Regions from separate parts of the Homo sapiens genome. Here region 2 is linked to region 1. A link is a loop called in an ENCODE intact Hi-C map of the cell type or tissue named here. Cell type or tissue: HCT116. All regions are shown on one strand.

Evidence for each region. Hi-C counts contacts between places; a loop is a spot of excess contacts. Peaks named below come from ENCODE experiments on the same cell type or tissue, not always from the same donor. Only the 100,000 strongest peaks of a DNase experiment are listed, where the experiment ranks them.
Region 2: a loop joins it to region 1, with 9 times the contacts of the local background. A loop is called at or near these places in 88 of 110 quality-filtered maps.

The regions. Positions count from the first base shown.
Region 1 is chr6:56,901,914-56,904,413 of GRCh38, reverse strand. All of the region lies in intron 2 of DST (dystonin), which reads left to right. Among named protein-coding and RNA genes, the nearest start is that of DST, 52 kb to the left of the region's middle. In HCT116, a CTCF peak has its summit at 1,348 (motif pointing left); a DNase peak (open chromatin) is centred at 173; H3K27ac peaks cover 1,118 bases.
Region 2 is chr6:57,020,144-57,022,643 of GRCh38, reverse strand. All of the region lies in intron 6 of BEND6 (BEN domain containing 6), which reads right to left. Among named protein-coding and RNA genes, the nearest start is that of KIAA1586, 25 kb to the left of the region's middle. In HCT116, a CTCF peak has its summit at 1,332 (motif pointing right); a DNase peak (open chromatin) is centred at 1,343.

The DNA.
Region 1 (2,500 bases):
CAAATTAAAGAAGAAGCAAGGCACAGAGAAGTAATTTAGCCAAGACCACACACCTAGTAAGTAATAGAGCTGGTATTATATTTGAACCCAGGTAGTTTGACTCACTGGAGAGTAACAAAGAACTCTCTCCTAATGATCGGTACCTCACATGTGTCTGTCTTCAAGGCACACCAGCAATGTGACTCATTTTCCTATTTCCACCTGATTTCTTTTTTAGATAGTATGAATAATACACTATTGTGTTCAAGACTATATTTTATTCACACAAGTAATATCCATAGTAATTATAGTGAATGTTTCTGTACTACTACGTGCTAGGTACTCTTTGAAGTACTTTACCTCCATTACTTTATTCTTTTCAGCAACCCTATGAATTACTATTTTAATCCTTATTTTATAGGTGAGGAAATAATTAAGTAACTATTCAAGATCATACAACTAGGAAGTGACAAAGGCAGTATTAGAACCCAGATAGTGGCTGCAGAGTCTGTGTAGTATACCACAGTGCTTATAAATAGTTATTTTAAAATAGTACAAGTAAATTTGGGTATAAAAGAAATAACTGAGGCAGTGCTCAGATCTGGAGAAAAAATGTTAAGGTGGAATGAAGATGCCTGAAGTTTAGGAAAGACTGATTTAAGTGGTTTAGAATTTTTGGCCGCATGCGATGGCTTACACCTGTAATCCCAGCACTTTGGGAAGCTGAGCTGGGCAGATCATGAGGTCAGGAGTTTGAGACCAGCCTGGCCAACATGGTGAAACCCCATCTGTACTAAAAATACAAAAATTAGCCGGGCATGGTGGTGCACACCTGTAATCCCAGCTACTCAGGAGGCTGAGGCAGGAGAATCGCTTGAACCCAGCAGGCAGAGGTTGCAGTGAGCTGAGATCACACCACTGCACTCCAGCCTGGGTGACAGAGCAAGATTCTGTCTCAAAAAAATTTTTTTATATCATAAATAATTCTGCATTGAATATCTTACTGGGCACTCTTGGTAGAATTTCTCTAGGGTAGATACAGGGATGTGAATTCACTGAGTTATTGTTTTGCAGAATGGCTGTGACAGCATGTTTTAATCTCTGTCATTTGGTTACTTTAGCGAAGTTTTATGCAGTTTTTCTCCCTAAGTGTTTCTAGAATTTGTAGTCCACTGAGGACTATTGGTAATAATACCAGTTAAGCAAAATCTGGTTGCTTATTACTCATAAGAGAATCTACATTCTTACCAAAGAAATGTACTGAACTTACTCCACTATTACAGAAGCTACTATATCATCAAATATTTTGTTCATTCTACCAGAACACCAAATTTCTGAATTAGAATGCAGGGCTATGGGAGATAATGCCATCTAGTGGTCAAACTAAACTCTGGTTCCTAGAGATTCTTAGTCTTCAAAGTGTAGAAAAATTATCAGAGAAGCTTGTTAAAAAATGAGATTGAGAAGGAAAGACAGAGAGAGAGAGAGAGAGAATGAATGTGTGTGTGTAGAGGGTGGAGGGGGCGGGTGGGTGGATGGGGAATGTCCAGGAAGCTGCATAAAAAGCAGCCTGTATGGTTGTTGGTTTTGATGTGTGTGGTCTAAACTGCCCTAGAATTTGGTTCAGCATTTGGCCCAGTTCCCTCTTCTCCTTAATCCTCTTCTCCAGCAGCTGCTGTAGTACCTCCTGAGTTACGTGGGAGTGGTGGGGATGTTCTGGGACTATTTTCGGTTGAAGAGGACCAGCTGAGCTTGCACGCAGGGGCGGGATGGGAACAAGACTAAAGTATTTGCGGATGGATTAGGAGAGCCCAAACAATGACCTCGGTTTTGCCAAATCCATTTGCATTTTCTCCTTACCGATTTCTGTTGACCTCATTGCTACTTTTGACTCTGGGGTTAACCCCCTCCTTTTTTAAAAATTATCTCTTTCTTCATATCCTTCAGCCTGGTGTACAGGCTCTCCATAATTGGACAGTAGCCCATCTTCCGGCTCCCTCAGTGAGAATCCCACTGTACACATTTATCTTTCAGAATCCCACAGAATCATTATTATGCCTTTTCTCATACTGTTCATCTCTCTGAAATTCTTACTCCTCATTTTTTATGCATTTACTGCAGACTTTAAGCCTTTTATACATCTTCAAAAATTCAGAAGACACACAAACTGAAAGAAGCCCTTCTTGGATCATTTAGTGTTTATCTCTCACTAGTTTCCCACCATATTTAGCTTGTACCCTCATACCAGCACATTATCAAATAACGTTTCTTATTGTTGTAAATACTCCACCCATCTGTCTATCATCTATGTATTATTCATTCATTTCTTATGTTGTTTCCTTTGTCTTCAATATAAATTCAATTCATTCTTCAAATGCCACCCACTCAACTAAGCCAAATGTAACTATACTCAGCTTCATTCATTGATTTCCTTCTCTGAGATCTGCTAGCGCTGAGAGTCTACTACTTTAACCACTTTAACCCTTCATTACACATTCCCATGTGTTTATGAACTCTATGT
Region 2 (2,500 bases), 120 kb before region 1:
CAGAGCCAAAAAACAAAAAACAAACAAACAAAAAAGGAGATTTAAAAAACCAGATCAATGAAAGAAAAAACTGGTGTTTTTAGAAGACAAAGAAAATCAGCAAACCATTAGCCAGACTAAGAAATAACAAAGAGAAGGCCAAATAAATAAAATGAGACATGGAAAAGGATACATAATAACCGAGACCACACAAATACAAAGACTCATTAGAGAGTATTATGAAAAACTCTTTGCCAACAAATTGGAAAACCTAGAAGAAATGGTTAAATTCCTGGACACATACAACCTAGCAAGATTGAACCATGAAGAAATAGAAAACTTCAACAAATCAATAGGGAGTAACAAGATCAAAATTATAATAAAAAGTCTTCCATCAAAGAAAAGCCCAGTACCTGATGGCTTTACCCCTGAATCTACAAACATTTGAAGAGACAGTAATACCAGTTCTGCTCTAATTCTTCAAAAAAAAAAAAAAAAAAGAAAAAGAAAAAAAGAAAAATTGAAGAGGAGGGAATACTTCCAAACTCATTCTACAAAGTAGTATTTCCATGACACCAAAACCAGAGAAGGGCACAACAAAAAAACAAAACTACAGGCCAGCATCACTGATGAGCCAGATACAAAAATCTTCAACAAAATACTAGCAAACCAAATTCAACAACGATGTTTAGCAGCATCCCTGGCCTCTGACCACCGGATGCCAGAAGTACCACCAGTTTTGACAATCAAAAATATCTCCAGGCATTCCTAAATACCCTGCGTTGGAGGAAGGTGGCTAAATCACACCTCCCTCTCCGCCGCCCCCCACCATTTTAGCACCACTGTATTAGATCACCTATAAGTTATAATATATGTTATGTAACATTACGCCAGAGATTATATACCCTGAGGCCGCTTTGGAAATTTCAGGAGAAGGCAGTTTGGTCACTTAGTTGGATGTTATAGAGGTGATAGCCTAATATTCTGTAAATCTTATAAATACATTTTTCTTCAATGCCTGCAAGAAAGAAGTAAAAAATGGAGACAGGCTGGAAAAAAATCAAGCTCTTGCATGTGAGAGCTACAGGCAACTTTAGGGCAGCCACAGGAATAAGAAAGAATATATTAAAAAAAGGGAGGAATTTAGGCCTTACCCTCACAGACCTGAGCCATAGCTGGGAAATTGTTACCCTTTTAAATCTAAGCCACCAGTGACAACCTGAGCTCAGGACTGAGTGGAGGGCACGGTCTACCACAGGGACCATGCTAGAAAAGTAAGTTTTTCAAAGAATATTTTTGGTGGCAGGGCAGGGCCATAGGCTCCTGTGAGTTAAATGACTGAGAACAGAAAAATATAACAGTATTCCACTAGATGGTGCTATATCTGATTAATTTATCAAGCATGTCCAAATTAGGTCTTACCTGACCCTGTCTTTTCCAGCATATTTTCCTCAGTCCTTTTTGCAATAATTTGAATTCAACCATACTTAAAATGAAAGATATTTGCAAATTTAAAAAATTCCATTCTAGCTAATCTCCATTACTGATTCAAAATACATGCATTTCCAGTCTAAACAACTTGGCACTATTAAGTCAGGCTCAGGTTCAAAAGGCACAAAGTTCATAGCAAAATGTCTGTTCCTTGTTTCAATTTTAATTAATGCCATAGCTAGCAGATTTAATAACACTTCTATTGTTAAGTACAAGCAAAACTGATATAAAAATCTCTTAACTTTCACTTCTTTAACATTCTGCTGGCTGATATAGTCAGAGATGAGTTTTGTGCCTATCCTTGGAAGTCAGAAATATTAAAAAAAAAAAAAAAAAAAAACAAGAGTTTAGGATATCAAAATGCTTTACAGACCTCTGAAATATAACAGTGTGCCCCAAAAGATAGCCACTTGACTTGGAGGTCTGGTAACATACCATTTAGAAAAGGAAATTGCCGGTCACGGTGGCTCACGCCTGTAATCCCAGCACTTTGGGAGGCCGAGGTGGGCAGATCACTTGAAGTCAGGAGTTCGAGACCAGCCTGGCCAACATGGTGAAACCCCCGTCTCTACTAAAAATACACAAATTAGCTGTGTGTGGTGGCGCGGGCCTGTAGTCCCAGCTGCTCGGGAGGCTGAGGCGGGAGGATTGCTTGAACCCAGGAGGTGGAGGTTGTAGTGAGCAGAGATCGCGCCACTGAACTACAGCCTGGGCTACAAAGCAAGACTCCGTTTCAAAAATGAAAAATAAAAAAGAAAAGACAAGGAACTTAGTTACTGGGTGGAGTGCTTTCTGACATTTGAGGAGTTCAAGGTGGAAGGATTGCTTGAGCTCATGAGTTCAAAACCAGCCTGGGCAACAAAGTGAGAACACTGTTTCAAAAAAAAAAAAAAAAATAGAGAACTTGGTCATTATACATCAAGGTAACTGGGTGGGTAACCTCATGTCAAAATAGGAAGTACTAAGGGCATATTTAAGCAATTATCTAATAATTGAAAAGTTGTGAGGTCACAATCTACTGAAATTTATA